Linked DNA regions of Mus musculus: regions 1, 3 and 4 are each linked to region 2. A link is a loop called in an ENCODE intact Hi-C map of the cell type or tissue named here. Cell type or tissue: gastrocnemius. All regions are shown on one strand. Links, peaks and the distances in the headings refer to the core of each region. The heading gives the core; the rest is flanking DNA. Region 1 overlaps Pdss2 (prenyl (solanesyl) diphosphate synthase, subunit 2). Region 2 holds the start of Sobp (sine oculis binding protein). Region 3 holds the start of Gm5079 (predicted gene 5079). Region 4 overlaps Sobp (sine oculis binding protein).

Region 1 (7,674 bases), core at 1,314-6,313, 210 kb before region 2:
CCCAGGTCAAGAACCCCTAACTGCTTGTCACTCCAGCTCCAGGGATCTGATGTCTTCTGGAATCTGTGGGCACTATACTTGTGTGTACTGTGCCACATACAGAAAGTTAAAAATACAAATAAAATCTTAAAGATAAAAGTGAGACAAATATAGGAAAACTTCCCAACACTCTGCAGTTCGGGGAGGAGGAAGCAAGGACACAGAGGGGCCCGATTTGTCCTGCTGGCTAATGACATGATGATAACATTTCTGCATCACATAACCCGTCACTTCCCACCCCAAGTTTTAGGCATCATAATTCTTATTTAACAGGTAAGGATGTTCCAAGAATGTATATTGAGCAAGACCTGGCAAAATTAAGTGGCAGAAATCATCCTCAGATATATGGCAATTGGATTCTACTGGATATGCTTAGTATATAGAAATATATGCTATGCTTCATATATTTAATTTGAAATTTTTATGTGTATGAATGTTTTGCTTGCATGCATGTCTGTGTACTACATACATACCTAATCCCTACTGAGGCTAGAAGAAGGTATTAGATCCCCTGGAACTGGAGTTACAATAGTTCTGAGCCACTATGTGGGTTCTAGGAATTGAACTAGGGTATTTAGAAGAGTATCAAGTGTTCTTATCCACTGAGCCATCTCTCCAGCTCCCTTAATATATTCTAGGATAAAAAGAAAGTTGTGTGTAAGAGTGAATGATGCATGGCATTCTATCTATCTATCTATCTATCTATCTATCTATCTATCTATCTGTGTCTGCATTTAACCCTATATATTAAGCCTAGTAGTAATACCCCTTGAAGAGATCTTGTAATGAGTATGTCTTCAGGAATTCTGAGGTAATGCGAAAAGGGGAACAGGATAGTGTATTAACAGCCTCATCTCATCGGACAAGACAGTTTGTTTTGAATTATATTCCAGCTACACAGGACCTAGTAAAGTAGGCATCTGGAAGTTTCACATCCATATAAATCATAAAAAAAAAGGAGCTAGGGAGATGTGAAAATGCTTATTATTAAAACATTTCAGAAGTGTTTCTCGGGGCTGGGGAGATGGCTCATGTGTAAAGAGCTTGCTGTGCAAGCGTGAGGACCTAGTAGCAATGCCTAGCATCTGTGTAAAAGCCAGCGTGCATCTGCAGCTCTGGCTGCAGGGAGGGAAAGAAGGGCAGAGACAGGAAGGTCCTGGAAGCTCACTGTTCAGCCAGTCTAGCTGAAGCAGCATGGTGTGGGTTTGATGAGAGACCTTGCCTCAAAAAGAGTCAATCTTTCCTCGTTGAGTTGATAACAGTACTGAAAGATAATACACTCTCTTGAGCCCAGGAATTCCTGGCAGCAGGCTTTAGTCGCTTGCCACACGGGCCCTGATGTGGGGCTACTCACATGATATGACGACCGGTTTTCCAATGGGAGTGGCTCATGAGTAAGTACAAGGCCACAGAGAGCTCCCTAGGCCTTTATATCCCATCTTGGAAAGGCGAGCCCAGGAACCGCTAGGGGGTGGGGCTCACTGATGGTCCTGGAGGCTGGTGACCACAGATGGAGCCCATGATTAGATTCGTCAGTTCAACAGGCTAAACATTTTAGTCTCTTAAAACATCTGCCAAAGTGCTGTCCAGAAAGAAGTTTCTGAGCCATGCACTGACTAGACACGTTTGAGACTGACTGCCTTGCCATGGACCAGAATTATTATTTTCATTGTTAACAGGTAAAAAGTGAGACATCATTGCAACTTTAGCTGCCATGTCACCGATCACCTTGCACCTTGACCTATGTAAACAGTTTAGCTTAACAGGATGAGCAGGCATGGGGCAGAGGCAAGTGTCGCCTAAGAGCCACTGACGACAGGAGTGAGGGCATAGATAAGGCACTCTTTTTGACTGTTGCCTCAGATGAATGCCTGTGTCCTCTCAAATGTAAACACGGAAGCTGAAATTCTGAGCATGGGTATCTCTGCAACAAGAAAGTAATCAAGGTTACATAAGGTAATAAGCAGGTGGCCCTGACCTAATGAGATTAGTGTCCTCAATCATTATTAGATACCAAAGAACTCTCTACTACTGTCTTTCTTTGCTATGGAGGACACAGCCAGGCAGGGGATGTCAGAGCTCTCACAGGAGATTAAACTGCCTGGAAGTTTAGATGTGCAGCCTTCAGACCGTGATAAAATAAAGGTTGGCTGAGCATGGCAGTCCCAGCTGGTTGTCATGAAATCCGCAGTGATCTTCCTGTCTTTGTAGTAAAGCCAATTGACTAGAGACTAATAAGCATCATCTATACACTTCTTCCCACATCTTTCACGTGATCTTAAAAACCAGAATGTTAACATATTGCCTTAAAAGTTTTCTTGTTTTTTGTTTTTGTTTTTAAATAACCTACATTCTGGTTTTCTATTCCATTCCACCTCAAAATTAGGTGGTTCAGCAGCAGCAGCCCAACCATCACTAGCCACCAATGCACCACATTTCCACTGTCACCACAGGCTGCGCATCTTCCCAATGCGCAAGTTCCATACCCCTTATAAAGCTCTCACCTTCACGGCCTGCTCTTTTCCATCCCTGCTCAGAGGCAGCCTCTTGTATACCCCTGCCCCAATAAATCTCTCATGTGACATACATACATACATACATACATACATACATACGTAATGTACACTGAACATGTGTGTGCATTTAGAACTGGGTGAATCTTCATGTCTTTATACCTTATTATTTATAAAAACTATTTTTGGGGGTGCTGGAGAGAGATCACTACCTCTGCTTTGCCAGAGGATCTGAGTTTATTCCTAGCATCCACGTCGGGTGGTACGTACCACCTGTAACTCCAGGTGTAGGGGATTTAACACTTCTAGGCTCTATGAGGATCAGTACTCCACTGCACAGATCTTTATACAGCTAGAAGAAGGGAAAGACACACACACACACATACACACACATACACACACACACACACACACACACACACACACACACACACACACACTTAAAAATACAAATAAATCTTTAAAACAATTATTTATTTACTCATGGTATTTACTGTGTAGGCCTGGCCGGCTTGAAACTCACTATGTAGACCAGGCTGGCCTCAAACCCAGAGATCTGCCTGCCTCTGCCTCTTGAGTGCTGGGGTTAAAGGTGCTCAGTGCCGCCCTTGGCTTTCTGCTCACCATGCTGCGATGCCTGGCTTTTTATGTGGTTGCTGGGAGTACTGAGGCCCTCACGAATGTGCAGCAAGCACTTTACACTGAGCTATCTCCCAGCCAGTACTCTGCTTTCTAAATGTGCTGCTGGACACCTAGTGATTTGTTTTACTTTTTTAAACTGTGTAATTTGTGAGTGTACTTTTTAACCAGAACAAGCCATTTAAAATTACTCTCATTTGTCTTCAAATTGGAATACATTCAATATTTAACAATTGATTTAAAACTGTTTCTACTTGGAAAAAAAAGGATGCTAGTAAAATTATAGGTATTACTGTCATCACCACTGTGAGACGCTTCAGAGTCTTGGACTTGTGATATGAACCTGAACAGATGCCCAGCAAACAATAAACACGAGATGACACATTTTATTAGCTCATTAGTGCATGTCTTGGGTATAATTCAAGGGACAAGTTGTGAGTAATGGACCAATGACAGACACCCTAGAGTATCTTAATGTTCACTGCTTCACACGTAAAGTTCCTAAACTATACATTTTCCTTTAAAAATACGTAAAAACATTTGTTATCAAGTCCTTATACAGCTAGTGCCTTCCACACAACACATGCTCAAAGTCATGTGACATGAGTAAGCAAGATTGATGTGGGAGGGCCCAGATCACTGTGGGTGGTGCCACCATCCCTGGGAGGCTGGTCCTGGGTTATATAGGAAAGCAGGATGAGCAAGCCAGGAGGAATAAGCCAGAAAGCAGTATCTTCCATAGCCATCAGCTCCTGCCTCCAGGTTCTTGTCAAGATACGACAGACTGCCCTGATACAAAATCTTCCCTTTGACCCAGCTCCTGTAGAGGCAATATAATGATTTTCTTGGACATGTTTGTTAGAGCTAAAGACAAGATAAAGATCAATTGCTTTTGTTGCAACCAGTAAGCAAGACTATTTCTACATTTTTCAACTGGCTACCTAAAGAACAATTTTGAAAACTGAGCCAGGTTGGGTCTGCAAGGTGGTTCAGCAGAAAGGCCACTTGCTGCCAAGTCTGATGACCTTAGTTCAATGCCCGGAACTGACATGGCAGAAGGAGAGAACTGAATGCCTAATGTTAGCTTCTGACCTTAACATGATCGCCACTGTGACATGTATACACCTATACACACATTCTAAATAAAAAATAAAATGTTTAAAAAAAATACCTTGTAGTCTTGGATTACCTTGAAATACATTTAGTAATGACAGTGATCTAGGGTGTATTTTTCTATCACTATTACCTGTTGTATTATTAACTATTTAATCTCAATCGGGGGTTTTCACCCCATCTTTGACTTTTCAGTTCCCAGATAAAAGACACATAACTTGTATATTTTTAAACCTCCATCAGCACTAAAGCTGATGAATCTAACCTCTGTGCTATTATATCCACTTCCCTGTTAATAACCCCAAGATACGACTAGCCATGTTCCACCCGGGCAGGTCTTACTCCAATTGGCCAGCCCTCATGGCCATGTTTTCATAATTCACTTACCTTATGGTGGCTTCTCCTTCTCCATCTTCTCTTTCTCCCTCCTTGTGGTCCTACCTCATACCCCAAGCCTGGAACCAAAAACCCCACCTATAGCTCTTGTCTTTTCTGCCCAGCTATAGGCTGTTGGTATCTTTATGCAATCAATAGTTTTAAATTAAGGAGCAAGGTACTAGAGGATTCTCTCATCCCTGGGGGCAACCAGGCCTTGGTGGCCAGTGGTCAGCATTACAACACATAGCAACAGACCAAACCTCAACATTTACCTAGTACAACAAACAAGAAAAAGAACCAAAAAAGCATTGACTTTGAAAAGAAGGAAATTTTGCTTTATTCACAAATGCCAAATGACTACCTACATAGGGTTCCATAGAACCTATAAAATCAAAAGTTGTTATGACAAACAAATTGGTAAGACTGTAGGATGCAAGATAAAACAATAACATCAAATAACAAGAACCCCTCCAATACCGAATAGCCCAATTAAAATGGGTAAAATGTTTATAAAGATATTATAAAAGGGGCTGGAGAGATGGCTCAGCAGTTAAGAGCACTGACTGTTCTTCCAGAGGTCATGAGTTCAAATCCCAGCAACCACATGGTGGCTGACAACCATCCTTAATGAGAAACCAAAAAACAAACAAACAAAAAAACCTATGGGCCAGAGAGATTGGGAAGAGGAGATAGGGAAGTGGAGAAAAAAGGAAAAAAAAAAGATATTATAAAGGATACTATAACATTGCTAAAGGATATTAAATAGCAAATAAACATGAAAAGATGCAGGATGCTCTGCACTGTTATTTACTAGGGAATTATCAGCAAAAACCACAATGAGCTAAAACTGCAAAATAGGCCAATATTATATTTTAGAGTGGCTAAAACTCTAAATACTTGATCAAATTAAGTTTTAATAAGGCGTGGGACAACCAGAATTCTCATACCCAGCTGACAGAATGTAAAGTGGAGGCGAAAGCTTGTCTTAGGGCTTCCATTGCTGTGCTAAAACACCATGACCAAAGCAACTTGCAGGGCAAAGGAACTTTCATTTACATCTTCAGGCAACAGTCCATTACTGAGAGAAGTCAGGAGAGGAACCTGGAGGTAGGAGTTGATGCAGAGGCCATGGAGAAATGCTGCTTACTGACTTGCTCCCCATTGCTTGCTCAGCCTGCTTTCCTACAGCAGCCAGGGCCACCAGCCCAGTGGAGGCACCGCCTATAGTAAGCAGGGTCCTCCCCTATCAATCATCAATCAAGAAAGTTCACCTGTACAGGCCCATCTGGTGGAAATGTTTTCTTAACTGGAGTTTTCTCTTCCACAGTGACTCTAGCCTGGTCAAGCTGATGGAAACTAGCCAGCACAGAGCACGACAGACCCATTGTATGTCACACAGATAGCAACCTGGTTATTCCTAGGTAAACCCAGGAGAAATGAAAGTCCATTTTTATATAGACTTTACACATGAATGCTCTCAATAGCTTCATCTGGAATACTTTAGCACTGAAAACATCTCAAATTTTCCCCAATAGGTGGATCACAGACTGTGTTAGATGCTTGCAACTGAATACCATTGAGCAGAAATGAACTACTCAGATTTGTAGTATGGATAAATTTGAAAGTAACTGTTCAAAGACCCCAGTCAAAGGGTTGATATTTCTAGATCCATTTATATAAAGTTTTACAAAAATGCAAACTAATTGATAGTGATGACGGATTGCCTAAGGCTCACAGCAGAAGGTACAGGAGGGAGGAGTACGAAAGAAGAAATCATTGGGGCGATAGATGCTTATCAATTTCACTGTGATAATTTCTCTGGTCCTTGTATATGTCTGGACATCACATAGTATACGTTAAATATTTCCAATTTATTGTATATTAACAGTCCTTCCCAAAAAGATGACAAAAATCTTCCATTACCATCACTCTGGGGCTTTCTAAATTATTAACTTAGCAACAGGTGGCTGGGGCTACTACTGGCATGCCAGGTACTGATTTGGACTAGAAACACAGCGGTACTTATATTCTTGTAGGAAGAGACTTAAAGTTGGTAAGGATGATAAAAAAAAAAAAAAGAAAGCAACAATAACAACAACAACAACAAAACTCCACCAGATGGTAACACTTTTGATTAAGATAAAAATAATTAAGCAGGATAGCTATTAAAATATTCCCAACCGGGTATGGAGATGTGGTTTCTGAAAGGTGCTCCTGGCAGGGCTACAAATGCCAATGAGGGCAAGCGTATGCACTCGGAGCAAACCCAGCGAGCGACTCCCTTCCATGGACCACCCTCAGGACCCCTTTTGACTCGACTCTGTAGGAATCCCCTGATTACCCACCTTCAGTTTGTACACATGACTTCAGTTCTACATCCCGGCACTACAGATCTTCTACCCTTCCCATGAACCATCCCTGCAGGGTCTTTTTGGATTTGTATTTGTTTGTTTTAAGGGCAGGGTCACTCTGTGTAGCCCTGGCTGGCCCCTGCCTCTGGAGTGGTGTGAGCCCAGCACCTAGCCTATGCTTCCTTTCATGGAGCGGCTCCTTCTGCAGACAGTCTTCCGTTCTGTGCACTTCCTTCCACCCTTTAAGGTCTATCGCAAACAGCAGGTCCTCCCTGGAGGCTTTTCTGATTTCCCCACTAGATGCCTGGTTTACATTTCTCGCCTGTCATTTCCTCCATAAACACAGTCATCTTACTCTCACGCCTTAGACAGGGCCCACAGCTCTGCAGGCGCGTAGAGCAAGCATGCGAGGGAGCGCACGCCTATGATTTCTAAGACTCAATTGTCTTATTTTTGTACTTGACTTGAAAGCTAAGAGCCAAAGGAAGAGAAGTACAAACATAAGACAAATAAGAGAATAAGACTTATCTTGTCCTATAAAACACATGGCTAATATGTCAAGCATTAACTGTGCTTAGAAACGCAACTAGACCTTTGCAACTTCAGTGACTGTTAATTAACTAGGTCTTTCTCCGGAGCGC
Region 2 (7,674 bases), core at 1,208-6,207:
GGTTGCTTCTGCCTAACTCAAGGAAATCTAATGCCCTGTTGATTGGTGAATATGTTAGTTAGATTATGTACCATTGGCAAGAAATGGATACCACTTAAAGAAGTAAGAATTCAAGGTAAAGATGTTATTTTAATCTGTGAAAATATGAGCCTTAGATAAGGTAAAATGTAGATTGTTACAGGAATTTACCAAATCAGATTAGCATAAACTTAAAAACTCCAGAGATGGAATTGGAAAGAAGTTATAAGTCCACATTTCAGTAATTCTTAGCAACTTGCATAAGATTCAGCTTTCTTATGTGATCTGGAGATAACTAAAGAAGCTTCACGGGATGTTATGAATATTAAGTGAGACAATTCCTATCATGTGTTCAACATTATAATTATATTTTAATCCTCACCTTTAGCTAGAGCACAGAACTTGTTCAAGATGAACACTCATTTCAAATACTACACAGAAAAACCTTTCAAGATGGTTTTAGGCTACATTAATCAATTCTGGGTGATAGCCAATACATCCATAGAAGACCACTCTGGGGTCTTCCCATTGCTCTCTGATGTTTTTTTCCAGGTGAAGCAGGCCCAGATTAAGATCAAGAAGAACTCTAAAGAAGGGAGAACTCAAAAAGGTAACTGAGGAATATACAAAAGCTTGGCCCTGTGCCTATCTTGGTGATTGGCAGGGCTAATGAGGGAGAGAAATGAAGACTAATTGTATACCAGGAGGTTGGGCATTGTGTGTCGGGTGGAGGAAGGAAGGAGTCTTCAAAAACATATTTATGTTATTGTTTCTACCCAGAGTTACACGTTTACAAAGTATCCAGGGACCATGATCTGACTCAAGATTCTAAGTGCATAAAGCATCAACTCTTGGTGTAACTAGCTGCCTTCTATGGTACATTTGGGAAAGCACAGATTCAAGAACATGTAGCAATTGCAATTCCAAAGTTCAGGTCAGGTTAACGTTTTTTTCTCAGATATACTTTCTGAGTTTCCAATGTCAGTAAAGATCTACTTCATGGGTTCTGGTCCAATCGTTTTACCTCAGTCTTGTAGAGGGCAGGAAGGCACAGGTGGCTGATCAATGTCACTATTTTCATTAGACTCCTGGGCTGTTTCTTTAAAGTTACTCCCTTTGAAAGAAGTGCAGCTGTTTCTAAATATAAATCTGTGCTATAGTTTACCTTTTCTGTTTATTTGTTTCTTAACTTGTGAAACTGTATCTAAGACAGGGGGGTATACAACTTGTTACTTGATATCAGCTGAACAACAGTGAGTCAATTGTGACAGCTCTGGCCCCAAAGGAAACAGAGAAGATGTAAATGTTTCCAAGAGACAAAGGCTTCTTATTGCATAGTTTATTTTACAACATGAGTCTGTAGTTTTACAAAGTAAGGGGGAAAAAGTTTTCCTACCACTTTTTTTTTTTTTTTTTTTTTTTTTTTTTAGCTAAACACCAAGAGGACAGAACAGAAAAAAACAAGCCTACCAACAATAGGATGATGGAGACACCCTCTATATATAGTGTAACCATACATACTATGAATGGTGTAACCATATATAAGGATCACATTCCTTAGTGATGGGGAGGAGTCCGGGCTTCTCTCAGCCTCCTTAACTACTGGGTCGCTGGAGGTTTACCAACGTCTTCTGCAAATACATATGACCCAGCCAGAGGACTTGGGGCTCTGAAGCTGGATGCACATCTCCTTGGTTTTCATCTACCCCTTTTCTTAAATCCTTGACACGACCCCCTGGCTTTTCACTATGACCCCTAAAAGGCAAAAGCTGGCTTTTAGAAGTTCCCACAGGCCTTCTGCATGGCTTCGGGTACACAGGTACTTTCCCTCGCACCCCCAGCACACGAAAGAGAAGATGCTTTCCAGGGTACCCTCCCAAATATTTGTACGAAACACATTATGCTAAAATGCAAAAACAGGCCTCATAGGGTTGTTCAGCCCTGCAGAGTACGCTCCCAGATATCTGTAATTCTATGCTTAAAGAGACAAAACCATGCTAAAATGCAAATTAGGCAAGGCAACACTCAGAATGAACCCCACTTGATAGGCCGAACTGAGATTTTAATGAAAAGCTTACTCATACCCCCACACCGAATTCATTCTATCTCTTAAGGACTTAAAAATGTGTAATTTTAAATTCCACCACTGTCATAATGAACACTCCGTAATAACAAGCCGGGGAACAATGGACACCCCCATATCACATTGTGTCAGGTAATTACAAAGTGGAGCGGCGCGGGAAAGCTGAACTGGGAACGTCTAGGTGTCGTTCCTTTGCAGTGTGTGTAGGAGATTTTCAGAGCTGTGTGTTGTCTCTGGAGCCTCATCAAACGGTTCACGCTGATACCTCAACCCAAAAGACAGGGACAGGCGCAGCCGACCTTGGTCCAGGGCGTGGACAGAGGCGGCCCAAGAGGAAACACGTGAGCGCATGGAGGATGAGCTGGGCTTTGGAACCAGCAGATGCGAGTCTGGTGGAAGAGTGTGGAACCTGATGGAGAGGAGAGGGTCCTGTCGTGCGTGGCGAGGGCGTGGGGCTTCTGGGGGGAGGGATCCTGAGCGCACAACAGTACCCACTAAGCCCAACCCTTCCCATTAAGCACAGGGCACGGTGAGGGTGCAAGCCGGGTCACCGGGTAAAGATGCTACTTTGTAACAGAGCATAAGCTTGCGTTTGGGGCAGAGGGGGAAGGGAGACAGAAAGAGAAAGAAAATCAGGGAGCTGGAGGCTGAGTTGTCCTACTTCGAAGTCCTTCTCAGGAAGGCAAAAGCTTCCTGGCAAACAGTCTGACGGCGCGCTGTGCTGGAGACCCCTCTAAGCGACATTCAGCCTCCACACAGCCTGCCGTAGTCTTCGGAGCAGGACACTGGTGCCTGAGCGGTGGGTCCGGTCTGTGTTTCCCTCCGCTCCCGGGCGCTGCAACCCCGGAGCCGAGTTCTCGCTCTGCCTTCAGGTCCCTGCGCCCTTTCAGCGCTCCACCTCCACCCTTCACCCCGCTATGTTTTGCCTCAGCGGCCTCTAGGTCATCCTCAGAAGCCAACTCTGAGCCCACCGGAGCCCACGTCACGGAGCTCGGGAGCAGGAGGGGTCGTCGCGGGGAGGTGGCGGCTCCGAGTAGGGCCGGTGCCCGCCGCCCAGGAGCAGGCGGCCGCCAGCAGCCCCCGGAGCCGCGCAGCATCCGCGTCTACAACGACCGGGAAGCCACGCCCGCTCGCGAGCGGGGGGCTGGCCTTGTCCCCCCCACCCCCAGCCTCCCCTCCCTCGGACCCCTCCCCGCTCAGTCCCTCCCTCCGCCCGCGGCTCGGCTCGCGGGAGGCGCTGGGCGCCGGGGCTGGCGCGCTCTCCCGGGCGCACACACAGATCCACGCACGCACGCCCAGAGCAGCTGTCTCCGCCGTGGCCGGCGCTCCTCTCGCCCATGCGGACAGACAGAGCTCAGGAAGATGGCTGACGACTCCTTCGGGCCCCGAGGATGCAGCCCGGCGGCGGCGGGAGCGGGAGCGGCGGCGGCGGCACCGGCAGCGGCGGCAGCAGGAGCGGCGGCGGCGACGGTAGGAGCGGCGGCGGCGGCATCCCCGAGACTCCCCGGGCTACCCTTCCCCGTGACGGCCACTGACGGTCTCCGCCGCTAGAAGAGACCCCGCTCCTCCCTCGCCTGTTCCACCCCCACCCCCAGCCCCGGACCCGCTAGCACCGCTACCTCCGCCAGCGTTGCCACCATCAGCACCACCTCCACCTCCGCCACCGCCACCGCCACCACCACCACCGCCGGCGGCGGCAGCAGCCATTTCATCTCCACAGAAACCAGACACAAAAACATGGCAGAAATGGAGAAAGAAGGGAGACCTCCGGAAAATAAAAGAAGCCGGAAACCCGCTCACCCTGTGAAGAGGGAGATCAACGAGGAGATGAAGGTATTTTCGGACTCGGAGGCCGGGGAGACCGAGCTCTTTATTCCGTCCGCTCCCTTCGGGCTGTTGTGTAGGCTGCGGGGGGGGGGGGGGGGGACAGGGGCGCGCTTGTCAGTTTCTGCTGGGTCCCTGGGACGCCTCAGCTCCCCCTCCAGGTGCAAAACCGAGGCCAACTCATGGGCTGCATCTCCGAAGTCTGCCAACCTCAGATTTGATGGGGGCGAGGGGGGGGGGATACTATTTAACCTCACAAACCCTAGACTGGTACAGATGTTGCCGGGCGAGGGCACTGAACCCCAGTGGCGAGTGAGCATGGTGCAGTGGCTTTCCTGATGGTCGGTGTAGTATTTCTCCCTTTTTCGGAAATGAATCTCCGGACCCCTCCAAAGTTAAGAGCTGCCGGACCGGGGCACCCGGGATACCTGGATTCCACCCCTCTTCCCGGTCCATCCCCAGGCTCGGTGATCCCGCTTTGCTCCAACTCGCCGGCTGCGGCGGTGTAGCTGTCAGTGGCGGAGGCTTGGGCCGGAGCGGCGCGGGTCAGGGACGCTGCAGCCAGCGGGCTCGCCTCGCCGTCCCCGGCCGCTCCTCTCTGCTTCTGCCCCGGGTCTCCCGCTCGCCTCTGCACGCCTCACTTTCCAGTTAGCAGACCCGGCAAGCCCGGCTGAAAGCCAGCTGTCTGAGGGGCGGCCTCCGCTGCCGCCTGCCCATTGTTCGCGAAGGCCAGCCCCGAGTCCTCTCTGCGAGGCCGGGCGCCCTGCCAGGCCAGCGGTGCTCCAGAGGTGGCGAGCGCAGCCTCCTGGCGCTCCAGCTGTTCGCGTAGAAACCCAAGAACACGGCTCAGCCTGGACTCTTCTGTCACCCCCACTTCTTTATTTTCCTCAAAGTTGTGTGTTTTGCCTGGCGAGGATTTTATCTTGTGTGTGCATTATGAGTTTCTTGATTTGAAAAAGAAATCACTTTACGTACATAGATTTGTTTCTATGATATTAAAATATGTAAGGCTTGTTTTTCGCGTTTCTTGGCGTTCTCCACTTCTGTCTGCATGGAATCTTCAATACAGTCAGGTGACTTGGTCAGCTTTGGTTAAGTTTGTATTTGAAAGGCAAACTGGTTAAAATGGTATGGGACTAATTCACTGTTATTGCGGCTTGGGCATCTTCTTGGTTATAGCAAGCGTATTTGGTGAGGGTGCTGCGAGAAAGCCCACGTTTAGAAGGGGCAAACAGACACACATCTTAGGTGTTTGTGAAACTAGGTGTATGTTCCTAGCTTTGCCTCTCTCCCGGGAGTTTTACTTGTATTCCACGCTTTGGAAGTAGGGCTTTTATTTTGGGAGGAGGTGGTGGTGGTGAAGAATTTAGTGTCTGGAAGCAGGAGTTATCCGTCTGGGAAAGTTAGGAAGCTTTGCCTTGGAAATTAATACCATTCCCTGTAACAGAAACCACTATTGATTCTAATGATAGACAGTTTATAAAAGAAAAAGAAAAGAAAGAGATCTGTAAAAGTTGTTTTCTCTTCAAGAGGCAGAGTGTGTTCTGCAGTTCTGGCCCCTCCCTCCTGTCTTGCGTTTCTACATTACTTTTCCGTGTCGTTTTTAAATGGAGAGTGGGGGACGACCAGAGAAGGCCACCAGGCAACCACAGCTAGCTCTGGCCCTTTAAGATGCTGCCTAATGCCCTCTATATGGATGGCAGCTTTTAAGTTTCATAGGTTCTAGAATTACAAATTAGCTAATTTTAATCAAAACATGTGAAATGTTATCCCGGCTGGATATAAAGGCTGACTGTGCTCAATGCTTGGGGCTGGTGCTGTTGGCTTTGGCTGCAGGCACTCCGTGGTTTGGGAGATAGTTGTCCTTCTACAGTATAACAGATGTTTGTCTGAACTAGCGAGGAAGAAACAAAAACAACATTGTGTGAAGGGGAAAAATTACAGTTTTTAGCCCATGCTGCAGGACTGAGTATGGGATTAACCTGGATGCACAGAACTTCCTCTTTTTAAAAATGTTATTTTTCTTTCTCTAAATTGCCTTCTACTATTTGAAGCCTCAATCCTTCTTTCATTCTGTGGCATTAAAAGATTTTTTTTTCTTTTTCTTTTTTCTTTCTTTTTTTTTCTAGCACATAATTGAATTGTGGCATTTTTCTCTCTGGTTTGGAACAAAATGAAAGGGTCTGGCAAAATTTTTTCAGTCATATCCATGTATACCATGCCAGGGTGTCTGATGAATCTCTAGGCATTCTTCTAATAAAACATCATAAAAAAATCTTTGTTTAAAGTAGCTTCTCAAAATCACAGACTTACTTTGAACTCATGAATATTTTTCCTGATTTTAATATTAATAGCCACATCAACAACTTCCACCCCACCCCTCCTGGTATTATTATCCCTTCAGCTTCCTGAACTGAAGTGTAGGGTAACATAATAAGTTGGTTGCCCTGTATAAAATGTGTGCAACAAAATGTCATCCAGAACACAATGTAGCCTTGTACAACTTCATATCAGTGCCGCTGGGGCTGCCGGGCTGTATTTGCCTTCATCTGGACCAGTGTAAACTAAGCCCTGGTAAGTAATCACTGCCCAGCAGAAAGAAAGGAATGTATACAGCTAGCGGGGCCTAAGCTGTAAAAACGGAAACCTGAGCCCCCACTTCGGATCACATATCAAGGCTTGAAGGTAGGGGAAATGAAAGGGGAAAGGAGAGAGGAATGGAAAAGTCAGCCTGGGAAGTGGAGATCAGGAGGAGGCCCCCCTCGGGGAGATTTGGCCCAGGGATTAGGGAATTTTATCGCGGTGTACAGTGACCTACTCAGGTTTCAACACTCCTTGGATTGAGTTGCTTCTCTGTGAGCTGAAAGAAAAGGGACTGGTGTGTATGTGATTTTTTTTTCTCCTTTGGGTAATAGAAAGGACACTGGTACAAGTGTCTATTTTAAGTGCAGCAAATGCAGAGTGTCGGGAGCGGCCGGCAGAACTGCCTCACTCAGACACTTCAAGATTTTTCTAATCGTGACAATCACATAGTTAGCTAAAAATGGCTGGAGAAGCCAACCTCGATGAGGTTTCGCTGACACCAGTGATGGCAGTGGGGGTGGTCTTCACGAGGCTGTGGGCTAATGCTGGCTGCTGTTTCACTAGATCAGATAGAGTTACGTTTTCCTTATCACTGGTTTAATGGACATGGCAGTTGTAACAAATTTAAAATGTGATACAATATAATTTTGTGTGTGAAAAGTACACGACTTGGCATAGCTTGGCTCTGGTGTCCTTCAGGGGAAATATCCTCCCAGCTGGAATGTTTGTCTTACTGTGAGCTTTGTGGTTTTTCTTTATCTTTTCTTCTCTGGATGCTGATTTTTCCTGGCTTAAAGAAGAACTGAGCAAATTCTTCTGCTAGGGACTTCGTTATACTTATAATTATAATTACGACGCCTTACTTAATAGGCATAGTAAAGAAGTAAAGAAGATGTTAAAAACTGAGCTAGCAATCAAAAAGTTGTATAGCTTGCTTACTTTGGGCTTCTAAAATGACTATGGGGATTCTATCTAAGTCAATGTAACTCTGATAGGCTGTTCCTTACATGTGTCATAGTTCATGGAAGTCAACACAGAGAAATTCCAACATATGGAAGAGTTAATTAGCTCAGGAATTTTCCCAGAACGTGGTAGATACCATATAAAAGCTATGTATTAATGAATGTACAAATTATATATATATATAATATATATACATATATAAT
Region 3 (7,674 bases), core at 1,664-6,663, 180 kb after region 2:
GTGGATAGAATGGATTGCTGGACTGCTGTACACTACTGAACTGGCTGTGAGAGAGGAGTGGACCGTTTTGCTTACAATCATCTATAATAAAGATCCCCCAAACCGGAGTATTGGAGATGGGTTGGCTCCAGCAACTCACTCAGCTGTATTTTTAGGCTTTTGTTTAATCTTTCTTGATTGATAAAGTAATTATCAAAACTCGTTAGAAAATAATAGCCAACTGGTGAGAAAAAGAACAGTTGGGAGGCAGCTGAGCGACGCAGGCAGGTTCCAGTGTAACCCATGAAAGTTCCTCTTCTTCTGCCTAGGAACTGGGTGGCAGGGGTTGAGCTACCCAGCGCCCTGGCTCCACTAAGGCTCCCCCACCCCTCAGTGTCTAATTAACTCTCCTGCCTCTCTGCCTCTCCTAACCTCTTCTCCATCCCTCTCGGCTCTGAAGCCTTCTGCAGGCCAACCAGAACCCCAGCAGATGTTTGTGTTTTATGAGCCAAATGGAAGCCTGAGAATCAACTGAATGCCAGTCCCACTGAGAGGAGGAATTGGGCCATTTGATACCAGAACACAGAATGCAGGCTGTCCAGCAAGGCTGGGCCTACCAGAGAGCAGAAGGAAACCCAGATAATGAGCTGGCATAGCCCACATTCTGGCCCATTGCTCTGTCCTTCTGAAGAGCATGCAGAGGCCTCTAATGTAGGCTCAGGGAGGTTGGGGTAGGCCTTCCACAAGCCCACCTCCCTGACTGATGGTCCAGGCCTATAATGACAGCCCCTGGTGCCAGAACACCATGTGGCACCCTGACTGGTTCCTGGCATGGGAAGGAACAGTGGGTTGAGAAAGCCCTACCATCGAACCAGCTTTGAAGTGCCATGTTGTCTCCTTAGAAGTCCCTGAACTCTATAGCATGGCGAGGCCAAGGCAGGAGAACAGACAGAGCAAGGTGGACCGATGGAAAGGCTAGTTCTCGTGTCTTAGCTCCACCAATTACCGCTGTGTCGTTGGCTCTGGAGGTCTGTCACGTCTTCAAGGCTCTAATTCTCCATCAGGGATAGGCAGATTCTAATAACTATCACTGAGGTTACTTCTGGGATCAGTCAAGAGCGTGATGGCTCTGGAACTGTGCGTCCTTGGCTCTGTCGCTCATCTTTCCCCCCACTGTGTGGCCAGGTGACTTGAGCTCAGTCAATGAGAGGCTTGGGGGGAGGTATCTCTCTATCTCTTTGTTTCTGCTTCAGACATCCTCCCAGTAACAGCATCTTGTCTCCATGTCTCCATGGTAACCCCTTAAGAGTGGCTGCTCTGCCGATGGCCTCCCGTCCTCAGGTCACCATTGCATCTTCAGCTCGCCATCACCATTGTAACCTACATGGGTACTCTTAGATGTGAATGCCTTGGGGCTTCCTAGTTGGGTCAGAAAAGAACACGTGAACGTGTGTCTCACACTTAGGTGGAAACATATTTCGAAGATCTCACCCTATAGCATAGGAAGGGAAGGGGCTGCTCACCGTAAGTATGGAATTCCAAGTCTAACCATAATGATTTCAGGGTCTTTCTGGTCCAGTTATCAATCTACAACTATTTCCAGTAGGGCTTTTCAAATTGGAACTCAAGAAAAGAAAAGGAGAAAGAAAAAAGAAAAATTGAATAAAAAATCCCCATGTGTGTGGCTTAAAAGAATAGCATCTCAAAATAAAAATACAGACTATAATGAAAAACAAAAGCCCACTGGACTATTCCCAGGCACCTTCTGTCCCCATGCTCCTTGCTGGTGACACTGCTGGTGGTGTGGGCTGGTATGCCTGAACCCCCCAAGGTTGTTATCCCCCTGAGCCTGGAGATCATGCACAGCAGACAAATGCTCTACCACAGATTTGTAACCCCTTTCTTCTTTTAATTTGAGTTATTTTATTTTATTTTTGTGATACAGTTTTACTACGTGGTCCAGGCAAGCTTTGAACCTGCCACCCTCCCTCAGCTTCCTAGATAGTTTCGACTAGCAGGCTGCGCCGCCGTGCCTGGCTTGGACTCTCCCAGTGTCTGCTGTCCTTCTCTGGGTCCACTAGTCCTGCTCCCCACCAGGCATCAGGCTCTCATTCCTGCTCGTCCTCTGCTTCCCAGTGGGGATCTGCATAGGGCCACCTCCCGGCACCTCTTAGACACACATCCTCCCTCAGGATACCTGCGCTGTCCCAGGCGATGCTCTGCCCATGGCTCTGGATTTTGCTGTGCTTCAAGGGTTGGGAGGTTGTACCCTGCTTTTGGCCAGAAGACTAACTTCCATATTGAGGTCAGAATTGAAAATGGATTTCCCCATGGAGCAGAGTCGAGCCCTATGCTTCCTGTGCCGTGTAATTAATCAGATGTGGGAGCTCAGGACCCTCCCTGATTAACCATTTTCTACCCAACACCGAGGAGGCTACCAAGGAGCTCTCAGCGCTGAAGTGGTTCCTATTATGTGTGGGTCAGCACGCTGCAGCCTCCACTTGGGTGATGAAGCCAGTGGGAGAGCTGTGTCCTGCCTCCTGGGAGAATTCAGGGCTGGAGCTGCTTCATGGAGTAGCAGAAGCTGGATGCAGAGGAGCGGGGCATGAGCTGGGGACCTCAGGGCAGCAGTAGTAAGGAGCATCATTACAGCATCGTATTCACTGCCATGGCAACAGGCAGAACGGTGTCGCGCCATCTCAAAGAGGCCTGGCTAGGAAGACATCCTTTCTGGGTGAGTCTTCTCCTTTCTGCCTGGCTGCCTACATGCCGAGCAACCTCCATCAAAAAATATACCAGCATTTCAGATCCACCTTCCGTCTCATAGATGACATTGCAAACGTCCCTAGGTGGGTGCATTCCCATTGTCAAATCCTCTTGTGGTGCCGTCCTTCATTCAAGATGGTTCCTTACTTATGTGTACATGCGATGACATCTGAGAGTCAGAAAGCCCTCCTGGACTGTTCACACCGCCCAGTGCCCTCGCTGCTGACACCAGGTAAACTCACCATTTAGCAGTAGCAGATAAAATGTGACTGGCAGTGTCACGGGCCCTCAATTCTTTGCTCCTTTCACCCACCCCTCTTGGCAATTTAAACAACCATAGTATTTGCTGCTTTGGTGGGTATGAGCTGTGTTCCATGGATGTAGGGGTGCCTGGCAAACAATGCGGGAGAAAGAATGTGGTTCTGACATAATGTCGAATAATATAATGTTAAATGTTTATAGTCAGATAAAAGGAAATGCTCAACTGTGGCCTCTGTGGGGCAAAACACATAGACATGTGCACATGTGTGTATTATAAACACTGCCATAATACAGGATGTATAGCGCTTGCTTTTAGAAATAATAATAAAATACCAACATTCTTTGTTCTAAATTTCACAGAGCCCATTCAGCTCTCCCTGAAGCAACTTGTTGATTTTTGCTGAGCTCTTGGAACTGTGCCTGGCTGCAAACGGTGATGGAGTATGGCTCAGACATAAATGTTGAGTAATGCCTCCTTAAACGTTAATGTATGGGTTAAAAGGAAACCTTGAATGCGCAGGTTGAAACTTGGCACATTCATCAACGGCACGAGTGACTTCTAAATCAGGCGATGATTTCCAAATGCTAGCAGAGTAGTTCCTGAAACATCTGGGCTAGTCACAATACACCAACACAGATAGGATGCACTTTTCAGTTTATGTAAGAGGCAGTTTCCTTACATATGTGTCTTTGTACTGCATACATGCAGTACCTACAGCAGCCAGAAGAGGGCACCAGATACCCTGGACTTGGGTTACAGAGGGTTGAGAGGCACCACAGGGTTCTAAGAATTCAAACCTGGATCCTCCTCATGCTCTGAATAGCTGTACCATCTAGTCCAGACGCGATACACTTCTAAGTTTAATCATATTAAAATTCCCGGCACTTTAGCCATGATGAGTATCTACCATGTTGGATTTCAGGCTGTCTGAGGACATTGTGCAGTGACATGCCATTATGTCATATTCAGATATAATAAAAGACCATAGATGCTAATGCAATGTAGGAAAATAATTGAAATATAATATGTGTGTATGACTTTATTTTTTTTCTTTTATTTAGGAGTGCGTGAACACATGCACACAAGTCAGAGTGTATGTGTAAAAGCCAGAGGTCACCTTTGATGAGTCAGCTCCTTCCACCTTTATGTGGATTGTAGGAATTGAACTCTGGTCACCAGGCTTATGCGACAAGTGCCTTTACCTGCTCAGCCAATCTCGCTGGCCCCTACTTTTCTTTTTTCATATAATTATTTAAATTCTATTGCTCTTGTTTTGAGACAGAGTCTTCTTGTATAGCCCAGGCTGAGACATGCTTAGAGGCCCCCGTTCTAGCCTCTCTAGGGCTGGGATCACAGACCAGGGCACCTGGCTTTGTGTATCAACTCAGTTGTTGTTGTTTTCTTTTGTTTCTAAGAAGGGGTCTCTCTATTACATAGCTCTGACTGTCCTGGAATTCAGTATGTAAGCCAGGCTGGCCTTTAACTCACAGAACACCACCCCACCTAGCTACTTATTCAATTTATTTATTTCTGACAAGATCTCTCTCTACATAGACCTCGCTGTTCTGGAACTCACGATGATGCCAGTCTGAGCTATATACAAAGCGGGACTTATCTCAGTAAGCTCTAACCAACAAAAGGCGAAACAAAGAAACAGCTTCAAGAAAATGGAAAGGAAAAAGAGACAGAAATAAGAAGGAAAATTATGTTTGTTTTTAAAAGTCTGTTATTAAGAAAGTAATTTTCTGACACAAACTCTGGGTCAGCTTTTGTGGGTACTCCCTGCCCTGTGGCTTCCAGAGCCCTCCCTGCGGGCCTGCTGTGGTGCGTGCCCAGGAACCCCTTGGGCGTTCCCTGTCTGAGGACCTGACCTCTTACTTCTTTGGAAGGACAGGATGAGATTACCAGAGCTTTGGATCCATTTTTGGATCAAATGAAAACCGCAGGCTAGTCCTCAGAGTAGCCTTCTCCTCTTACAGAGCTGGCTGGGCTGTAAGGGCGGGGCTCCGCCTTCCCTGGGACCAAGGCTTGGTCACGTGCTGCTCACGAGGTGCGCAAGGTTCCACCATCCTCGTTACCCTCGTTTCCGTTTATTTTGTATCCATTGTAAGCAGAGCTTCAGGCTCCTTCGGAGCAAAGATCTCTGTCCGTGATCGGAGAGAACTACACAACAGGTTCCAGTTAGACCCTTTGCCACTTTGTTTTGTGATTGTTCAAACGGGTGGAAGTACACATCTCCTTGCCTCAGACCACCAACAATACTCTGCACCCTTTAATAAGACCATGTGCTCACGATATAAGAATGTTTGCAGTCCACACTGTAAGAAATCTAGAACATTTTATTTGCTGGGTGGGAACGTGCTTCTGAACCCCTGGCTCTAATGATGCTTTCCAATAGACCCACCCCGAATTCTTACAAGGTTAATTAATTAGTCACAGCCATGCTGGGGATCCCCACTCAGAATAATATTAAAGGTACCTTGAGCTGAAATTCTTGCCCGCCAGATTTTAAAACCGCAAGGCACCGCCGTCAGATGCCTGAGCTGAGCAGAACCCTCTATTCAGACAGCAGGTGCCCCTTTCCTCTGACTAGGGGGCCTCCTCAGAATTGCAAGTGCTACTTTGCTGCCACCAAACAAGTCCCTTGGTGACTTCTGCCTTTAAAGTGTCATTTACCTTAATAGCATTTACCGAAGGCCACTTGCCACATGACCTATGACCTCCTTCTCTAGCCCACTCACTTCCCATGGCTGCAGAAACAGTGTCCCCAAGTAGACCGACCACTGAAGTGTCTAGCTCAGGCCGACTTGTATAGGGTAAATCCTTATTTCCGATGTCCATTCTTTGGAGAGGGCTGTATGTGTGAGCGCCTCCTTCGGACAACAGGTGCCACCTAGAGGGCGTGTGACTGCTGCCCTGGCTTGGCAGGAGCTGGGTAACTCCAGTCCAGAGGAAATTCAGCAAAGCCCACAGGAATTTGGGGTGGGGTCACCAGCTGTCAACAATCTTAGCACTGTGGATTCAGCTGCAGGTTTTGCAAGGGGATCTTGGAAGGGGCTGGGGGTAGGGTGTATCTGGCAGTTTCCCAACAGTTTGGCCCCTTGGCTTGATATGAACTAGGAAATGAACAGGGCTCTGTTTCTCCACCACAAGATGTCAGCAGTGGGCTGACCAGAAGGTAGCACAATGCATGGACCTTCGGGTGTATGGAGAGGGGTCACTGTCTGACCTTGAAATTCCTGGTTTGGGGAGACTCCTCTTCTCATTATTGGGGGTGTGGTGATTTAATTAAGTTATAGGAAGATCCTGCCTGTGTCTTCGTTAAGATAATTGCCTCTGCCTGACATCCTGACGATGTCTGGACTTCAGCTTGAAGGGGTCAGAGCAGGCAGGGGCTTAGGGCAGAACTGCCAGGAAAGTATGGACATGGGGTTTGCTCAAAGACTGGATAGGTCAGGACAGATTTCATTTTTAATGTCATTGAATTTGGGCTTCTGTGCTTACTAGTTATGTGGCTCTGCTTCCTGCCTACCAAATAACATAATCCCCACCTTTTTAAGCTGTAGTAATCACAGGGTACTATGGTTCAAAAAACATAAAACAGTTTGCATATTAAGGAGGCATTGTGGGCCACGGATGCAGTATGAGGGAATTGTCTCCTTAACTGAGCTGTGTCACGCATGGAGCTTCCTGTAGACTTCAAATCATGGAGAAGCTGGCTGACCTTGCTCAGGAAATGTGGCTTCTCTAGGTGTGAGTGGCCAGCCATAAGCAGCTACTCCAGCCCTGACAGCATCATCTTCCAGCTAGCCTCTCCCTGGATGTCTTTCCATACCTCGTGTCCAGGGGGAAGCCGGCCGCGAGTGCTTGCTCGCCCGTGAGTTTCAGTGAGCCCGCTTTTCCATATTGTAAGAGCATGAGATGCACATTCATTTCAGAGAGTTACATTTTCCTCGGGACTCTATCCCCAGTGCTGGGGTGATGGAGAAAACTGAGTTAAAGACTCACGGAACTGAATGGAGGCATTTTTTTCCACTGGTGCGGGCGTTATTTATGATGTCCGCGCTGGCCAGAGCGCAGCCAGGCAGGAAGAGGCTTTGGTTCTGGAGCAAGAGAATCAGCAAGGCCTAATTTCTCCTTTGCAGCTCAGTTAAAACCATTGAGCCCTGCTGATATCAAAGCCCAGCCCTGTCAAAGCCCAAACTGTAGACTTAACCTGCTCATCCCCTGCCGTGCTGGGACCCAGATCCCAGGCCAGGCTGTTTCAACTGTGTGCTGTTTCCCATGGCGGGAGAAGGAAAGGCCCACAATAAAGTTGAATGGGATTGTGAAGGAACAGCCACCAAGTTACATAGTAACTCCTGGAAAACTGATACATTCAGGGCGTGGCTTTCCCAGCCATGAACAGTGTGTACTTTCCTATTTATCCAAATTTTCTTTAGAATTTTCTGTACCAAATTTTGAGTTTTTCTATTAAGAACGAGGAAAACTTCAGTTGACTTAGAAATAAAATATAGTTTTAAAATGGAAAGTGCAATCGAGGTTGTGGTTCCTGCCCTTTTATTGTTATTACAGGCATGCAAGCAAATATTCATGTGTGTCTTATGAGTGTTTTGATAAGTATTAACTAAAAATTAATTTTAATAGTTTTTCTACTATCATATTAA
Region 4 (7,674 bases), core at 1,477-6,476, 170 kb after region 2:
TTTGTCAGTAAATAGATGTAACAATTAATAATCATATACTCACCAAGTAGTTTCTAGAACCATGTTCTGTGTGCTTCATACCGGCAACAATATTGTATGTATGCCCTTTTAAAACCTATTTGCTAGGTAAAGAGACTAGACACAGAGAGGTAAATAGAGGCTTGTAAATAGAAGATAGGACTGGGGTTTGTCTTCCTTGGCATGTATTTAAGAGAAACAGTGATCCCAATTCAGAGAGTTATCAGTGCCAGTGAGCTCCCTGGCTCCGGGCATGTGTTTATTATAAAGACTGCCCTCATGGCTCTGCAGCCCAGAGCTCCTACCACTGTGTGTGCTCTGGAAAGCAACCATGTTGTTCCTTGCACTCAGAGGTTAGAGAGGCCTCGGCAAAAGTCCCATCCGATTTCTCCACCCAACTGGAGTACGCTGAGGCAGGAAGTGGCCACTGAAGGTTGCTTAAGAACCTGACTTCATCTCTTTCCATCCAGGACACCAGATCTGATCAAAGCTGCTTAAGTTACATACCCTGTGCAAGGACCAGGGTCACATTTTGCTACCCCCAGCGTGGCAGTCTCACTCTAAGCAGCTTATTTCAGAGAGGAATTAGGCACAAATGCACATCTGGACCCAAGGGTCGCAAGGCTGCTGAGAAGTAGCATTGACCACAGGCTCCGACCTTGCTGGTTTGAGAGGAATCAGGTTTCTTTCTTTCTTTTTTTTTTTTTCCTTTTTCATAGTGCTGTTTTCACTAATGGGATGTGTTCTCTCTCTCACTCTCTCTCTCTCTCTCTCTCTCTCTCTCTCTCTCTCTCTTTCTCTCTCTCTCTCTGCTACTGTTCGTAAAGAATACATAATGTGTGAGAAAAGCTGCTCTTCTAAACCTTACCTACTTGGGAGGCAGAGGCAGGTGAATTTCTGAGTTCGAAGCCAGCCTGGAACAGAGTGAATTCTGGGACAGCCAGGGCTATACAGAGAAACCCTGTCTTGAAACAAACAAACAAACAAACAAACAAACATCTACCACAAGTCCTCTGGCTGCACATGGCAAAGTTTTTCCTTCAGGGTTCCTTCTTTGTCACCTAGAATGCATATGTTCAGAGAGAGAGAGAGAGAGAGAGAGAGAGAGAGAGAGAGAGAGAGAGAGAGAGAGAGAGAGAGAGAGAGAGAGAGAGAGCAAACTCAATTCTGACACAATGACATCTGGCTTTTTTCATCCAAGGCACAATTTTGGCAAAGGCTTTTCAAAACCCTGAGGTAGAGATCAGAGTTGTCACTCAGCTCATTTGGATTGAGCACCTGTAGCAGGGACACAGTGACACCTGCTCAGATAGTCACAGAGGGTGTGGAGAGAAGAGCTGTAGAAAGGCTTATCAGCTGGTTGTGAGTACTAGACAGGATTTGAATAAAAATACACTTTTAAAAGTATTTTTATATTTATTTATTTTGTATATGTGAGTACACACACTGTCACTGTCTTCAGACACCAGAAGAGGGCATTGGACCCCATTACAGATGGTTGTGAGCCACCATGTAGTTGTTGGGAATTGAACTCAGGACCTCTGGAAGAACAGTCAGTGTTCTTAACCTCTGAGCCATCTCTCCAGCCCTAAAAAATCTATTTAATTTTATGTGTATAGGCGTGAGACTCGCTGAAACTGGAGTTAAAAGTAGTTGTGAGCTGCCATGTAGGTGCTGGGAATTGAACCTGGGTCCTCTGGAAGAGCAGCCAGTGCTCTTAACCCCGAACCATTTCTCTAGCCCTGAAGACACACTTTTTTCTTTCTTATCAGAGAATATTTCTGATTTCTTATTTGCTAAATTGAAGGAGTTAAATGGTATCCATCTCTAGGGCTCCTTCCAGCTCAGACGTTATAACGTACCTGATCACTGGTCAAGCAGAGAAAGCAAGGAAATGAACAGGAAGGAACGAGGCCAGCTCTCGCTGTGAGGGGGTGAGGCTTGCAGACTTACGGTTCTGGAAGGTGGAGATCCCAAGTGGCTCATTTTCTTAACCGTCCTGGCAAATCGTTTTCTCTGTGACATCATCAAATCCGGGATGTGTTGTTAGCTTTGTTTCTGATTGAAGTGGGTGCCTAAATAAAATAAACCCAAAATACTTGCTGTGGTATTAACACCTGTAATCTGGGAGGTGGAAGCAGGAGGCTACAAAGCAAGTCTGAGGCTGCTTGGGTTATATGAGACTTTCTGAAAAATGGAACTTAGGTAGGTAGGTAGGTAGGTAGGTAGGTAGGAAGATAGATAGATAGATAGATAGATAGATAGATAGATAGATAGATAGATAGATAGATAGATAGTCAGACAGGCAGACAGACAGACAGACAGACAGATGCAGTGTACTTGGTTTTAAAAGTACGTGAGCAGTAGCTTATTAGAAGCACAGGGTGAGTGATGGAGTTATAACCCAGAGGTGCTATATACCCTTGTATTTCCCTGCACAGCCTCCTCTTCCAATCACACGCCCTCCAGGAGAAGGGCTGTCTTTCAGTTATTCCCTCTCAGTGAGATAGAAGAAAAGAGATGGCATCCATTTCAAAGATTAAAAATGTCCAACCTGGTAAAAAGCCATTTCAAAATTCTTCAGACAGCAACAGTTGACATGGGAGGTGACAAAGCCTGCCCAGGCTCTGTAGCCCTGCCTGGCATGAGCTGGGTAAAGGACCCCTATCTGGCATCAAGCTCACAGTTTATCAGCAGCTGCAGGCGGCTCTGTTCATTGACCGCAGGGCTTTACCCTTGTGAGTGTCCCAGAATAGCCGCTGCTACCTGAGAGCAGTCTGTCCTCGGGGACTCGTTATTGTCCCAGATAAACACCGAAGCCTCCGCCAGCACGTAATGGCTGTATTTAACTCTGATAAGTGATGGGCAGCGGGATTCAAGTGAGCGGATCTCGGTTAGGGCCAGAATAATTGGGCAAAGGCAAGGTGCCTTGGCAGTGGACATTTCTTGCCTATCACAGTCAATGCTATGGGGTTTTAAACACCTGGGAAGAAATATGGCGGCCAACAGGAAGCTTGCCTTATGAATGAGCAAGACACACCTACTAGGTTTTGATTACGAAAATTATGAGGTATTTAAGAAAAGGAATAAAAGTAAAAATTTGGATAACAGACTAAATTAGCATGCTTCTGGTCAAAGATGGTGTCTCACATCACAGAAAGGCTAGCTGGGCATGGTTGGGTTTAAAATGAGAGCTTTTATTTTTCCTGGTCCACACTTTTGGGAATGGTTGTCTGGGAACTTTCTAAAATGCAGTAGCATGCATCTTGGGCTTTAAATCGAAGAGGGAAATGTGAGAATGGTCGTGTTTTGAGGGTACTAGCATTAAAAGAACTTAACAGCGTCGAGGCTCCACTTTGCTCTTAACCCTTTGGAAAGTTCTATGGGCAATTAAATCACCTTTTCAGTACTGCTTCCCCTGTGAACTTGCCAGGTAGACAGAGTATGTCTCAGCTTTTGTAGTGGGCAACTGTCATTCTGTGAGAGTGCTGGGTAGAGGGGAAGGCATGTCTGGTATTTGAAGACAGCTGGCCATAGAGACCATGCATCATGGCACTACTAGGCTTTGTATATGGGAAATAGCACACAGTGTGGGACGCGGATGAGTTATCCTGCTTTCAGACAAAAGCCATCATTCAAAGAAAACCTAAAGTGTGAGGTACAAGTATGGGCACTTTCCCAGAATCCTTTGCATTCAGAGGCACTCCAGCAATCTCTGCCACAGGAGTGTATGTGCACACATTTGTATGTGTGTACCCATGTCCAGAGCAAAAGTGACTCTAAAGCTCTGGACTTGAAGATCCAGAAAGGGCACCTTCCTTATGGAGTGACAACAGATTACTCTCTAGTTGCAAGACTATCCATACTGACCTTCATCAACAGTCCCTAAGGAGCCTGAGGGGAATAAGAGATGGCAAAGAGTACCACCCAGGCTTCCCTCATCAAGCCTTGGGGAAGAGCTAGTGAGAAACATGGCCCAGAGAACGTGGAGATAGCTGGGATGGGCATATGGATACCTCTGCCGTTTCTTTTAGTTTCTCCTCTATGTACACAGTTAGACAGTGGGGACAGGTTTTCCACCAGAATTTTTGCTGTGTGACAAAGCTCCTTAGCTTCTGACACGACCATTTTCTGAATCTCCAAGGCTATCTCTCCCCTACTTTAGAAGTTTCCGTATGTTACTTACCATTGGAAACTGGGAGAGTGGAGCCCATGTTTGCTCTCTTGCCCTAACACCAGGCTTGTAGCCTGTGCCACCAACAAGGGATTCTATCTCGTAATACCACCCCTGCTTCAAAAGTTGCCAGCAGAAAGAGACTGCCACCCTCTGGCCTTTGGGGATGTCCCAGGTGCACAAGTGTGCCAAGAGAGGAGAGGAAGGGCATGCACAGTCTCCTTTGCACGCTCTTAAAATAAGCTCTATGTAAGCAGGCTTGCAGAGCAGCAGGCCCAGGGCTGCAAAAAATAGAACGCATGCAGCTGCACCCTTTGGAACTTGGGGGGAAAACACATATTATTTACCAGACAATAATAGATACCAGAGAATAATAATGATTATTATAGTGTTTGGGATGGCAAATGCTGTACTTAAGGTTCCAGAATGGCTCTCATTATAAGCCCGATTTCCCAGTCTCTTATGAAAACCTAGACATTTTCCCTCCATAGGCTGTCGCTGGGCAGACTTGGTCTTTGTCCAAAGGTGATTTGAATACAAAGACACTTATTTGAGAGAGATTCCTTCTTTTCTCTCTCTTTTTTTTCCTTTCACTTTTTGGGTTGTGATTGCATTAAAGGAAAAGGCTATATGCATCACAGAACCAATAGTCGAAACAAGAATGGTAGTGCCTCCCAGTTACTGGAAGGAAATGTTAAAAACCACTCTTCTTTCTTTTCCTTTCAAAAGAAAGACTGTGGACACACGCACACGAACGCACCTCCTAACTCTAGCGTGTGGTCACTCTTGGTCCCAGGCCCAGAGGTGGGGATATTTCCTAGCCTCCATGCAGTGTCCCCAGAAGTGACCCCATGTGTTCTAACCCACGTTTCATTGCTCAACTCTTTTGCAATCTCTTGAGGTCTCCAATGTGTCTCCATTTCTTGATGGGTTTGTTTGGGATTCTCATCCTCCAGACAGAAAGGGGGCTAGGAGATGCAAACGCTGTACTCAGAGATTAACTTCCGCATATCCAAACTTGCCTGTGCCAGAAGAAGAGATTTCCATGGCCTGGTAGCCCCGCCCATGTCACAAGCCCCGCCCTGTTGCATATTTGTGGCCTTTTGCATTTACACTTTGGTTACTTAATATACATATTAACTGCACACGGACCTGGCGGTTTGATGTGATTTGGGGAACTCAGGCATTTCCTCCCCTGCACACTGAGAATTTCAAGCCTTGGTTTGGGCTGATGATTATTATCGTTGCCATTAACACCAGGATTTGGACGGCATGAGCTTCAGTGGAGTCCGCCCGGTAGCTGGCTGACCTTGTTCTGCTAAAAACTCTGAGATGGTTTCCAGGGCTCCGTGGCCTCCATTTCTCCTTCTATGAAGTAAAATTGTCACATTTTATCTCTAGGGTTCCCTGTGACTCCTAAATTGTATCATCTCTCGAAAATTATTTGCTCCGTATTCCAAGAATAATCTCACGGGATGTAAAGATGTTTTTGAGTCTTGTGTTTTAGCATCTCTCCAGTGCAGAGCATACCCTTTCCTGTTTCTCACAACCACATTTATCGGCAGAGGGACTCCTTGGGGACATAGTGGAAGACAGCTGCTTAACTAGTTCATTGGACAAAATTGAGTTGAACACTGCTGACCAACAAGACAGCTAGTGTAGAGAAGAGAGTTAGATGGCCCAGGCCAGAGCCCCCATCCCCACCCCCACCCCTGGGGATGTCACAGTTTGCAGGGGGCACTTCTAATTGGTTGCCTCTCAGGAATGCCTGACGCTTCAAGAGCCTGTGCTTCTGCTGAGGGGCCTGGTAGCAAACAACAGAAACCCATAAGGAAAAAGAGGTGGGGCCTCAAGTGTGTAGGCCATGTGGGGATAGCATCCGCCGGAAATAATTTGAAAGTTCGGTTTGGACCCTCAGCTCAGGTCCACCATGCATGGGTGATTTGTTATCTGACCACCTTGTGGTCTTGCGTTGTTTCAATGTGAAGAGCTGCCTGTGGCTTGCCTTTGACAGATAATAGTGAGTCTCTCAGACCTCAAACACCAGCGTTCATACGGGAAGGGCTGCTGTGGAGGTTAGAGACCCGTACCTCTCTAGGACCTTGTCTGGCTTTTGAGCGACCCTGGGTGACTCAAAAGACCTCCTCCTGGTTAATCATGTAGTCATATGGAGACTGTGTTGCTGGTTGCAAAGGATGCTGTGGTCTTTGGGGAGGGCGTGGCCCATCGCGCTCGCTCATTATGGTTTTCCAGAGAGGGCTGGAGCTTCTGTTCCTCACACAAAGCTGGCAGACCTGATCCGGAGCAGACTGAATGAAGCGCTCTGAAATCATGCCGCGGAGTCCACAGCTCTGGGATTCATCTTAGAGTGAGCTGGCACCAGAGCTGCAGCTCTCTCACTTCTGACCGGTTCTCTGCAGCTAGACAGGGTGGGAGGAGGTGGGCGGATTGGGTAGAGATTTGGTCCAGCGCATTCTCATGGATCCTTCTCATCTTTTCCCAGGAACACTCGCTCCCAGGGTACATTGCATGGAGAGAGGGCGTGGAGCAAACCATGTCATGCCATCCAGTGACACCAGCTGGTCAGCTCACCACCTCCCTCTGGCTAAAACTCAAGCAAATAACACAGCTTCCGGTCATTAAACATCTTGGAGGAAGTGGCTCTCCCTGGTGGCCTCAAGGCCGGAGAAGCCAGCAGGTCTTGGACCCATCAAGCCCGGGCCCACCATTCCTGCCCACTTCATCTAGAGTCTCCCCAGAAGAACTTAGGGATTTCGCTGGTTTAAAAACAACAACAAATAGCAAAACAAAACACCAACCCGCCACAAGGACCAATGTAGGTATCCTCGCCCCATCTTCAAGGCTCTATGGATGAGGCCGGAGGATGACAGGGACTGGAAAATAAGAACCTTTTATATATATATATAAATCTTTTTAAGAACTGCTGTGGTTTGCTGCTACGATAAGAATTGTGATTTGCTTTTATGGGTTAGGAACGGAACTGTTCACGTTTTGGTGGGGAGAGACGGGATGGTGCTGGAGTTCTCAATGCTTCCGATTCATCTCTGCCCAGCCCACGATGCACTTTTAAATGAAGAGGTAGAATATTTTATCGGCTAATATACTTTTCATGTTATTTTTTACAAAGGCCACCTTTATCCTTTTTGATGCCATATTTTCAGTGTTACACTTTTATGGCTTTTAATTTTCAATCTGCCAGATGCAGGAAGCAGCATGGATAGTTTATACTGTGGTTTTACGGAGACCGAATGCCAAGAGAACTCGGTAAATGTTTATTCTTCTCAGCTTTCTCTTGACATGCCCCTAAACAGCGCCCCATTTGGGAACAGAGCAAGAGTGTTGAACTGAAGACCAAAATGCCCTCAAGGTGTAATATAATCTGAGGGGGAATATTTGCTGGGCGTCAGGAAAGACTGGATGAAATTTCAACCCTGATGGTTTTCTGTGGTCCAGGAAGTCAG

What was found. A loop is a pair of places that touch in the nucleus more often than their neighbours do. Peaks named below come from ENCODE experiments on the same cell type or tissue, not always from the same donor. Only the 100,000 strongest peaks of a DNase experiment are listed, where the experiment ranks them.
Region 1: it touches region 2 in a loop (2.7-fold over the local background); 4 of 42 quality-filtered maps call a loop at or near these places.
Region 3: a loop joins it to region 2, with 5 times the contacts of the local background. A loop is called at or near these places in 3 of 42 quality-filtered maps.
Region 4: it touches region 2 in a loop (4-fold over the local background); 9 of 42 quality-filtered maps call a loop at or near these places.

Annotation. Positions count from the first base shown.
Region 1 is chr10:43,378,991-43,386,664 of GRCm38, reverse strand. All of the region lies in intron 4 of Pdss2 (prenyl (solanesyl) diphosphate synthase, subunit 2), which reads right to left. Among named protein-coding and RNA genes, the nearest start is that of Gm40631, 40 kb to the right of the region's middle. In gastrocnemius, for the core only: no CTCF peak of the experiment used is centred there; no DNase peak of the experiment used is centred there.
Region 2 is chr10:43,170,236-43,177,909 of GRCm38, reverse strand. It overlaps Sobp (sine oculis binding protein), which reads left to right and starts at 3,380. Exons shown (of 7, transcript NM_175407.3): 1 at 3,380-3,934. The coding sequence starts at 3,839. It overlaps 9030612E09Rik (RIKEN cDNA 9030612E09 gene), which reads right to left and starts at 3,211. Exons shown (of 1, transcript NR_102361.1): 1 at 1,345-3,211. In gastrocnemius, for the core only: a CTCF peak has its summit at 4,237; DNase peaks (open chromatin) are centred at 2,503, 3,305, 4,133 and 4,612; H3K4me3 peaks cover 3,959 bases; H3K27ac peaks cover 3,811 bases.
Region 3 is chr10:42,986,164-42,993,837 of GRCm38, reverse strand. Gm5079 (predicted gene 5079) reads left to right here and starts at 2,676. Exons shown (of 3, transcript NR_153349.1): 1 at 2,676-2,977. In gastrocnemius, for the core only: CTCF peaks have their summits at 3,728 (motif pointing right), 5,935 (motif pointing left) and 6,134 (motif pointing right); DNase peaks (open chromatin) are centred at 3,735 and 6,068; H3K4me3 peaks cover 1,067 bases; H3K27ac peaks cover 3,566 bases.
Region 4 is chr10:43,003,436-43,011,109 of GRCm38, reverse strand. It overlaps Sobp (sine oculis binding protein), which reads left to right. Exons shown (of 7, transcript NM_175407.3): 7 at 6,696-7,674. Among named protein-coding and RNA genes, the nearest start is that of Gm5079, 16 kb to the right of the region's middle. In gastrocnemius, for the core only: a CTCF peak has its summit at 4,348 (motif pointing left); no DNase peak of the experiment used is centred there; H3K27ac peaks cover 4,365 bases.